Linked DNA regions of Homo sapiens: region 2 is linked to region 1. The links are chromatin contacts, found by Hi-C in ENCODE. All regions are on one chromosome and are shown on one strand. Each heading gives the region's core, a stretch centred on a gene start or an enhancer-like site at or near the end of the contact. The rest is flanking DNA. Distances are from core to core; before and after follow the strand shown.

Region 1 (5,709 bases), core at 1,353-3,852:
CTTACATACATGCATAGGCTATCAAAACATCAAAAGACTGGCATTGAAAAGTATTTGATCTGCAAAGGCAAAATTCATCCTATTTTGTTATGTCAAATTCCTTACATTTCAAAATTATAGCAATTGTGAGTTTCCATATATTTACTTGGGTGTTTATTAAAGTTCTTCTATCATATAGACGATGTCATCTATATTCTAAAATCATAAGACCCACATATGCTGCCTTAGTTGTGGAAGCTATCCAAAGAAGATGAGATGACCTGTGTTGTTTTGGACTGCAGTTTGCAGTTCATCTAGGTTTTATTATCACAACCTAAGCTACTTAGTATGTAGGGTCTTGGACACAGTTAAAAGGCACTATCCGATTATTGGTAAGGCATTCTTTGATGTTTTGACCAAACTTCTTTGGTAAATTGGCTATACTGATGTAACAAAATCCATTGCAGTTATGACTACTGAGGAAATGATATATTGGTGCCCACTTGCTGTGTAATACCTGTAATAAATAGGAGATAATAAAGTTTAGTTATTATCATTTTCAGTTAGAATTTATTCCTCTAATAAGCTATTTAAAGACCAAGAAATTGAATAATTTTTTTGATATTTTAAAATTGTTCCTACATTGAAAATCAACACATATTCATGTATTCATTCAACAAATTTGTGTTAAGTGTCCACTAAGTGGCAGGCACTTAGTGGCATATATAGGAATGGAAAAACAGCAATATTATTGAAAATGGTATATTTTCAACAATGTTTAAGATCTGTTAAACATCATGGATGTTAAGAACATGTTGAAAAGATTTGGAAGAAAAACTATGTAAGAAAAACTCAGATTTTATCATATATTGTATAGCAGCGATATTTTATAAGGCATGTAGATAATCAAAATTTTAAAAAGATTTTCTTTATTAATGTCTTATTTCCTGACTAACTAACAGTGCCAGATACTTCTATACATTTATTCCCCATTTCCCAGTACTCTCCTAGGTTTGTTCCTCCTTATATTAAAACCTGGATGATAGCTTTTGAGAGGTTTTCCCATATCCCTACTCAAAAGTAAGTACCATAAATATTAAAATAACTATTTATGACATGGCATTTTAGTTGAGGTATAGTCATAGTATCATCTGTTGCCAGGGCTTTAATCAAGTTTTCTCTCTGCATTATCTGTCCATTAACAAATTCAGAATTCTCAGAACAGAAATCACTCCAATAACTCAAAGACAGTTTATGAGTAGGTATATTTTATGTAATACATGTATAGTGCTATCAATATAGTACAAACAAATAAAAGTCTTGAAAAAACATAGTTTACCACTTAACAGAAGCTTTCAGTGAATCCTTTTGTAAAGATAAAAATCGCTGACATTTAGTCATGTGTGTAAATATAGATTTTCTTTTATTAGGTTTGCTTTATTATGATTTGTTCTTTCAACTCACAAGTTCCCCAAACTTTTGAATCTGTATTTACTGTTATTTTTATATAACAAAGCAGCAAAATACATGTGTAAGAGCACTGAATATAAGAGTCAGAATTGTATATTTCTGTGAACTTGAGTGTGTCTTTTATTTCTCGGACCTAGTCCAAAGGAATTATATTAGATGCATGTTCAATTTCTTCCAATTCTAAAATGTGATGATATGTTGTGATGCAACAGCTACTTCCGTTATGTTAGAAGCTTTTTATCAGTACCTACAGTACAAAAATAGAATTGACTAAAAGTAATCATCTGGTGCTTTTCTTCTTGATGTGATGTAAGCTATTCTTAGAACACATTCTAGTCTCTGTCATATGCATAATTCTAAATAGAGTTTTCTGACTGTTCAGATATTCAAAGAGCTTCAGTAATTTGTGCACTATGGAATTCTACCTGGGCCACAAGGTAGTGACCGATATTCTGATCTGCTCTTTTGAGGACTTTACAATGAACCTAATTAAGCTTATTTTCTCTTATATCATTAAAACAGATTGTAAGACCAAAGTTTAACTTGAAAGGTGACTATATGCTCTTTTAAACAGAAAGCAATATTTTATTTTAATTGTTGAAACATTTGTCATGTTTCCATTCCTATTGATTTTTTACATCATTACCATTGAATAATTTTTCCAAAAATTATACTATAAGTTTAAACATAAAACTTGAAGTTCATAGCTATATCAAAGATGCCATAGCACTGATCTTGATATAGAATTACAGCCATTGACAATTGTAAGGGCATTTACATGAGAGAGTTTATAAATAATTCTTAGCAGATCAATTACGTTAGAAGCTATTGCAAGAAACAAACAAATAAACAACTCGACAAGGCTCAGGACAATTACCTGATTCTTACCAATGGGCGGTACAATCGTATCAGAGAACATGGTGAGCCCCTGCCTCCATTTGCAACTGAGATTGCATACTTTTCTTCCTCTCTATGTTTCCTCCCATTTAGGAGAAATAAAACCACAGAGCTTGTTGTACCTCACTGCCCTTGTTTAGTGCCTTCTTGCATCTTTAAAATGTAAACTTCCTAATCCAGAAAAGGGATTGTCTTTTCTAGCATCCCAAGTTTAGCTCAATAGCTGGCACATTGCGGGCACTCAGCCAATGTCTGTGAATGTCTTTAATCCATAAACGGGAAAACTGAGGCCCAGAGATAAGTAAAGTGGCTTGTCTGAAGCCACTCAGCTTATTTGCTGGCAGAACTGTGAGTCCTCACTCTTGTAAGTCTAATAATCTTTCCACAGAACCACACCACATAAAGCAATGCAGTTAGCCTATGTACATTCCGGTTATTTCAATTATGCTTTTGTCCTCTATCTGCTTTATAACAATATTCTGAACAGACTTGCTCCTTGAACTCCTGAAAACCAAAACTTGCACTCATCCATGAATATATCACCTTTGCCCCTACTCTATGCTCTGCTTGTTTTGCACATTTTGGAATCTTGCCTGTGCTTTCAGAGCTAAGAAATCTCCCCATTGTAATTGCCTGAGTGTCTGCCTGATGGTCATTAGCCACATAATCCCAAAGCAGCCAGAAAGCAAAATTTCACTTATCACGTATTTTATCTTTATTGATACACAGTGTGATTATACCTCTGAAGAGTTAATGCTCCAGAAATATTAGGTATGTTCATATGAGATCCATGAGCCATTTCAGATGATAAAAAAGTACCACTTTATGGAATTCAAACCAGTCCATTAACTTTGCATTGCCTAAAACTATCAGGTTAGGATTTTTACTTGAATGGGCTTGAACTTTCTTAGTGGCTATTTCTTCCTTTCTATATTAAAATCTCACCCTTATTGCTGCTGAGTATATAAACAAGCATATACATATACAAACACTCCACTTAATTAAAACCAGAAAGCTCATTCACTTAATTAGTTAGTGTGAATAAAGCACCCTTTGGAAAAGATGCTACTTTTCCCACTTTAGAAAAGCAATTTAACAAATATTAGTGACTCTCTTTGGCTCGGTGTAAATTGTGTTCAGAAATGTGCCAATATTTACATGCACACACACTTCAGATGCCTCAACAAGACATTAAACAAATTCATAGCATATATAATCAGAAACATTTTATCATTTGTAGAAAAATTAAACTAGTGAAGAACTTCTTGATTTTTCTTTTTAATTTTTCTCTACAGTTTAATAAGCAAACCTGTTGGCTGTTAAACATAAGTATTCTTCTAAAATGCTCCACATGAGCTATCTTCTGACAATGCTAACAAAAACATTATAAGAGAGTGTAACTATTGCCTCCACATATAGATGAGGGAACTGAGGCACATGTAGGTTAAATAATTTGCCAATGGTGGAGCTTGAATTTGAATCCAGGAAATCTTGATTCCAAAGTTGGTGCATTTAATCATTGGCCTGTACAACCGTGTTAGGCAAAACAAGTGTAAACTTTGTATTTTATTTGAAAACATATTTGCCTAACTATTCGCAGGTATCTATGAATACTGCAGGTATCTTTCACTGTTCAAATGTAAACCTTTCTGTGATTTAAATTCTGCTGGACATTGCACAACACATCTAAAATAATTATTTAGTCTCTCATGCATTGATTTACCATGCTCCTCTGTAATAAGGGAAACTTTTCCCTAAAATGACTTAAATCATCTCTCTGATTGCTCATTACTTTGATTTTAATGACTCAAATATTATTTTTGATTTCCTCAATATTTTAATACTACCTCAGTTTGGGAACCTCCCCTAAATTATTAGAAAATTCATGGACTAGGTATCTGAAATACTTTACAGCTTTAGTATGAGCTAAAGCTACATAATACACTTGTTGGAACCACGTTTAGGAATTTATAAACTACTGTATCACTCAAAGCTTAAGCTGAATAGTGTTCTGATTTTCAAGCCCATCCGGAATTAGAAACTGAAATCCACAAGAAATGGACGAGTAAAGTGGAAGCGACCACTTGGTACTAAAGAAGGAAGCTTGGACACACAAAAATTCACACAGATTTGTGTTATTACAATGTTTAATGATAAATATTCAAAATAAGAACACACATTATCAATAAAGAGCAAAATGTGTTTAATTATAGTAGTCTGAAAAATTATAAATAATATGTATTACAAAAATGATGATTAAAAAACAAGAAATAAAAATTGTTGGCAAGGGTGTGGAGAAGAGACAACCCTTGCACACTGTTGGTGGAATGTAAATTGGTACAACCATTATAGAAAGCAGTATGGAGGTCCATCAGAATAGAGCTGTCATACAATCCAGCAATTCCACTTGTTGGTAAAGATCAAAAGGAAATGCATCACTCCTACTTATAAGCTGGTTGTTTGGAACTCTTTTTTTATTCAGTTATTAAATGGCATGTTCTGTTTTGCTCATTTTTCTGACCAGTTTTAATTACTCTGTTAATTTCTGAATCTCCTCTGGAATTTTGTCAAAAATGCTAGGAGTAAAGTGAAAAAAACCTATAGCCAAATTCTAATGAATAAGAATTAAGTATCTACCATGATAAAACCTTTCTAGGCATTGTTGGGGATTTACAAATTGTGATAAAATAGGTATTATACATACATTAAAGCAGTGCAAGCAACGAGGAAAGGCATCATCTTCCTCTATAATTAATTAATTTCTATTGGATATGGATCTGATTCTATTATTACCAAAGACAGAATTAAAGTAAGCATTCAATCTTTGGAAATAGGCTAGTCATTATATTAATTTTCAGCATGCTATTAAAATATACACACATGATTAAATATTTCAAGTCAATTTAACTTCTAATAACAGAAATGTTATAAAAGTAGAATAATGCTTCCCAAATGTCTGGGTAATACAAATATACTCAGAATGATGAAAAAACAAAAAGCAAAGAAATGATAAAAGGCAAGATGAAGAGTAAAGGGAATCAAATAAGATAATTTAATGAAAAAATCTAGGAAAGGAGAAGTAGAAGAGAATACAATAAGTCAAAGATAATGAGAATGGAGAAGAGAAATTAGCTGTAGAAAAAGGTAAATTCTGAGATATGAATTTAGACTATTTACAGTTCCATTTTGGGTGGATTTAAACAAATGGCAAATGTCCACTAAGTAACCTTGAGTATTATGATATTTCAGATATAATAAGGTCAGGAAAATAGTGAGCCTGTCTGAATTTGTGTCTGTCTTAAAAATTTATGTTAATGTACAAACATCACAGGCATATATTAATGAGGTTTTCTCCTACACATT
Region 2 (5,709 bases), core at 2,346-4,845, 310 kb before region 1:
TCTGTATTTAAGAGACAAGCAAAGGAAAGCAACCAGGCAAAGTTCCCAGAGAAGGAATGTGCAAAGCAGTTTGAGAAAAAGTATAGCACTTAGAAAAGCCTGGGAGAAAGGGGGAGGCAAGGGGAAGAATATGTTCTGATAACAATGGAGTCCGTGCAAGTGACAACTTACACAGAGGTCAAATAAGAGAAAGACTAAACCCTATCCATGTGCAGCCCTGGTGACAGCAATTTTGGTCGAGTAATGAAAGTGGCAGGAGAGAGGGGAAAGGACTTGGCATAGGTATCTGCCAAATGTCAGCGAGTGAAAGGAGTTGACTCTTCATGACCTTTATTTTCCTTACTGAGTGGTAGTAAAGGTTATATCCTGAGGCTGAGGGATTGGGGTTAGGGTAAATGGTTTGGAGAGAGGGGACTGAGTTTGAAACATTTGTTGTAAAGAATGGGTGAGAGAGCTGACCAGAAAAATCAAAGAACTTTCAGGCAGCCTTGTGGACCTGATTGGGATTGCAGACCATGACGACAGAGGGTTATAAATGCTTTAGTGGGACTCCAGGAACTGCTGTGAATTTTCCTGGTTAAACTCTAAGTTTCTCTTGAGGACAAGGACTATATCTTACTTAGCTTGCTGACCTCAGCAGAGAAAATAATACCTGAACTCTAATTAATGAGCTACAACTATTTACTATATGAAGAAATATTCATCTATGTGATAGGATGGCAGCAGAAATTATTGATTTTTATTCGCAGGTATGAGCAGATAAATAAACTTCCTTGTTTTCTGATTATGCCAGCCATATCCCCAAATTCTCACACGTAGTTTTCCCTTCTGGTATCTCTTTCTTTCTGGCCCAATATTTGTTCTGTCACATGATAGCAATCATAGAATGCTAATTATCCACCAAATTAACAACTGCAAAATCTTTACAGTGGAGATTTTTGGTATTATAGCTGTATTAAGGGAAATATCCAAAAAATCTATTTTCTATCACATCAATGTAATATTTCCTAATAGTAAACAATTAGAAATTCAGTTCCGGTTTGTGAAATCAATATCTTTAATGCTAAATAAATGGTATTGGAACTTTATATTAAATATCTTGTGCTGACCAAATGGTGAAATTCTAAGTAGAGTTAATTCACAGCTAGAACTTAAATTAAAATTCTAAACCAATTCTGTTAAAGGAAACCAATAGTTAGGAATGTTATATCTCTCATTGTTTCTGTTTCCTTAATACCTAGTGATAACCTTTTTTTTTTTCCACGTGTGGTTAGAAGTAAGCAATGATACTTATAAAAAGGTAGAAGAAAGAGTGAGGGTTTGTCAGTAGACTAATATGAAGGGATGATTCTGGATACATGATGGCCAATCTCAGTCAAGCCATAAGACAGCTAGGACCAGGCATTTTTCACATCAATTCAGAATAATCTTTGTGCTTTTCCATTAATGTTAGCAATATTAATGAATAGAACAGGCTGGTACTCAGGAACATCATATAGATGATAGCTTTCAAAAGGAGACTATATGGGATGTATGAGAACGTCAAGCCTTCATCCTAAATTGTGCAGACACTAGTCTTCACTTAAAAAGTATGCCAGAAAAAAAAAATGCCTGATCACAGTCATGTTTTAAGATCTTTAATGCTTGTCTATGATTAGGGGTAAAATACCTTTAAAAACTTTTTTTTTATAGAAATTCTGGCTTTTCTGTGAAGATCAGCCTCTTCCTAAGCTGCATCAACTTCAAATATTCTGCTGGCAGTGTCTGTACAAGAGGCTGCTAGGCTTCAGTCTGCCACAGGCCCTAGGATTCTACAGGGTCTAGAATCCTATGGTGTATGTCTATTCATTTCAAATGGTTTTCAAAAATAGAAAAATGTGAGAGGATGAATGCTTAATATTAAATAAAAGGGATCCTGTGCTACAAAGCATACATTCTACCTCTGTTGTACAGAATCATAATTTTGAGGTTGAAATTTATATTCTTAATGTAATTTGAAAGTGGAACATAGCTTTTAAAACAGTAAAACAATAAAGGTGGCCATGCATAGCTTACAGATAGCGCTGTGCTGATAATGCCTGCACAGAGGTGTCAGAGTTCTCCATGAACAGGTTACTTTAAAAACCAGTCAAGATACCAAGATAAGTATTAAAACACTTAAACTGTAGTCTGAAAAAATAAGGAGTGAGAGAGAAAGAGAGAAAGAGAGAGAGAGAGAGAACTATGAGTTTTGCATCAACACTCTTGTAATACTGAGACTTAAATTCTCATTTGGTTTCTGCCTGGGTACTCCAGGCACTCTATGATGTTAATTATATTTTACAACTCCAGAATATCATTAAGAATATGTGAAATCCTCATTTATATTATTTTAAATTTGCATGTATTCTTATATATCTTTAGGGCTTGAATAATACTAACAGGTAAAAAAAAAAAGTCAAACAAATATCTCATTATGAACAATGATGAAAACAGAATATGTACTTACTAGTACCCTGTACCCATTTAATAGAATTTGGTGTTTATAACTATAGTCACCATGTGTTTTATTTTCTAACCACAGGATGGAAGGCCATTAATGGATTTTTATTTTCAAAAGAGGTATCTTTGCAAATCAAAGAGAGTCAGAGAATGCAAATGAAAATTGCAGTAACTGATTATCCAGCAGAATGCTTGCCTTAAATGTGAGAGGCGGTTTTGGAAATCAATTACATCAAATTTCACCATTCTTTACCTGGGCAATATTTTCAAATGCATTAATTTCCAATTTAGGTTATTAAGTGTATGACAAATCTGAATATACATTGCATGTTTCCTCTCATATTTTAAATTTTGTATCCAATTACACAAAGAGGCAGATGCAGAATACTTTTATTTTAGGATCAATTATACCATATTGATAAATGAAAATGACATTGCACCTTATTATAATTATTAATAAAACTATTTCTTCAATGGAAAAATTCTGTCATTTTTCTCAAAGGCTCAGGATTTTCCTTACTAAAATACGTCATCAGTCTTTCAGGGAACAACAACAACAAAAACGACAGAGAAATAGTTTACCCTATAACTTTTACCACTCCCTCCTGCCATACCCCTCCCCTCTTGGCGCCAAAGCAAAAACACCAGAAAATTACTTGAACTTGCCAGACAGACTTTGCTGTGATTAATTGTCTCACTAGTGTATGTTCCACACTTCATTTTATGATTAAGATTTCTGACTCAAGAAATTGTCAGCAAAAGACAATCTATCAAAGTTTAAATATCAGCAATAAAACAGTACAAGAGATATTCTGTGACTACTTAGAACTGAAAGTATTTTACTGAAAAAGGTTTGTTTTCTTTGGCAGCCTTCCATGACCTCCTACTGTTGACAAAACTAGCAGCCTGTCCTGTTTGAAGTGTAACTGCACGGCAGAAGCCGTGGCTTCAGAGCACTTACAGGATTTATCTCTAAATTAATATTTTCATCGAACACACTCACGATATACCTTACATAATCTTTAAATTATAGGAAAACGCTAGAAGGAGGTTCTGAAAGTCAGTGGCTGAAGTCATGCCAGAGATTTATGAATCTCTCAAGTCGACATTTCTGACTGACCTACAGCACACCAGGGCTGCTATTTCCTTTTCCTGATTCATGATAAGTGCAACTGCCTCCAAATAAGCCTCCGGAGCCCATTAATGCTCAGTCCAGTTCCTGATGGTAAATATGCACATCTCCAGTCTCACTTTTAATGTTCAGCTGTGATGACATTGCATAGAAAATCAGGTTACAGCCCTTTTGAGTGTATTTTCACTGTAGTGTGGGCACCCCAAAGTCCAGCTTACCTCTGGTTCTAATGAAAGGTACTGCTTTCTCATGTATTTTGCTTATAAAGAATAGCAAAATTGTTTTTCCCTTACAACATGGGTTTTAAGGTCCTGGACTGTGATTGTGATGCTTTCCATTTTTCTGATGTCAGCACCATGGCCAATTAACAAAATTACACAAAGATTGATATGAAGGTAAATATTAAAGGCACAAAAGGGAAGGGAGGGCAGATTATTTAAAATGTCAGAAAAGCCAAGACATTCATCTTCCCTGCTGCAATTTGTTTTTCATTAGTAAAATGTACATTGTTTTCCGCTTAGAAAAGTTATTAGTGGCAACACAGTCTGCATGAAGCTTTGTCTCTTCTGAAATGAAGTCTTTGTTTAGACATCGGTGATGGGGGTTTTGTGCCATTGTCTAATCTGTCAGATTAGATGAGCAAGTGTATTTAGGGGTGCAAAGATGTGCAGCCACACCTGCTGTGCAAAGCTGTGAATTCACAACTCTTCTGACTATTAAAATGTGTTATGCTGGGAGCTCTTTTGTTGTAATGGAACTGTTGGTGGTTGCGTGTTTGAAGTGGCGCAAGTGTCAGGCCTTATCACCATCATAATAATCACTCCAAAAATAACCTCATATTTTGACCATTTAATGTTAATGTGCAGCAAATTAAAGGCTAAGCACCTAATAGGTTTGAGAACACTAAATTGATTTTACACTCAAATTTTCCTAAGCAAAAACAGAAGTCTATTAATGAAATAATATTCATGGTTCAGAGAAACTGTAGTCATTTAAGAGAGTTTTGAAATCATACAGAAAGCAAACAAAGAATGCACACCAAACTATAAAGCCAATATTGTGACAATAAAGTTATCATCAGGAGAATGATATTAACTTCAGTGCTCTTTAAAGAATGCTAATTATCATTTCTTTATTTGTTGATGTTTGTGTTTTTCATATGAATGTACCATGATATTTTAGTCTTCCAACTAAATATTGAATTCTGACTAAATAGAGATAATGGATAATGCTCCTGCTTATCCCTGATTAAACAGGCCACTTTGTTTAAGGCTTCTACTATTTTAATTTGCTAAAATTTAGCTGCTTTTAATATAAAACAAGATATTAACTGCCTCATTTACTAAGTTACCATGCAGTTTCTTAAATGTGCTTTTCTACCTAATTTTTATTTTTGATATTTTCTTGTTTGGAGTTTTGATGTTCTTAAAAGATTTGTTGAGTGTCTAATAAATCTGTAGGAATTTCATCCTATAAGAATGCAAATTCTTGTAAGTTAGTAGAGTGTTTACTATAGAATGGGAAACTATTTTTTTCAATATTAAAAAAAAAAAAAAAAAAGAAAAGAAAAGAATGCTAAACCAAAGAGCCTCTGTTGTCACTTTTAAAACACTAAGCAGCTTGTGGCAGGTTTAATAGACCCTAATCTAGAGAGGCCTTTTTCAAGACCTTAGACCTGTATGGCCTCATTAATTCAAATGGTACGTGACAGTTCAGAGGTATCCTAAACCAGCCATTACCTGCATAAACAGGTTCTGATGCCAGTGTGGCACGTACATTGTCCTCAGATCAGAATTCCTCAGACTCGATAGCTATGATAAGAGAAAACCTCGGAAATACAAGAATTCTTTTTCTGTAAGTACTAATTAAATCTGATCACAAGTTATAGCCAATTCTCTTCCAAAATAGATTTTTAAGTATTTTTAATATTATCCTAGGAGAAAATATTGCAAACTTAACACGAGAAAGATATTGGTTTGAAATATTAAAAGCTATTGGCATCCTTCAACTCTCCAAAAATTGTCATTTTACCAAGACTCAGGCATATGATTAGGTTGTTCTCAGTTGACAATCATCATGATGCTGAGCCCCAGATT

The links. A loop is a pair of places that touch in the nucleus more often than their neighbours do. Pooled maps may share reads with other maps.
Region 2: a loop to region 1 is called in a map of Right ventricle myocardium inferior, with 3 times the contacts of the local background. The contact joins two enhancer-like sites. A Hi-C loop is called at or near these places in 2 of 168 maps with a recorded cell type or tissue (Calu3 and Right ventricle myocardium inferior) and 3 of 50 pooled maps.

The regions. Positions count from the first base shown.
Region 1 is chr5:92,325,989-92,331,697 of GRCh38, reverse strand. It overlaps LOC105379080 (a long non-coding RNA gene), which reads right to left. Exons shown (of 4, transcript XR_007058867.1): 1 at 2,327-5,709. Among named protein-coding and RNA genes, the nearest start is that of LINC02058, 610 kb to the left of the region's middle. Within about 2 kb of position 2,602, at least 2 of the 41 ENCODE cell types and tissues checked have a DNase peak (open chromatin) inside an H3K27ac peak, as active enhancers do.
Region 2 is chr5:92,639,202-92,644,910 of GRCh38, reverse strand. The region is part of intron 2 of LOC105379082 (a long non-coding RNA gene); the gene reads left to right. Among named protein-coding and RNA genes, the nearest start is that of LINC02058, 300 kb to the left of the region's middle. Within about 2 kb of position 3,595, at least 8 of the 41 ENCODE cell types and tissues checked have a DNase peak (open chromatin) inside an H3K27ac peak, as active enhancers do.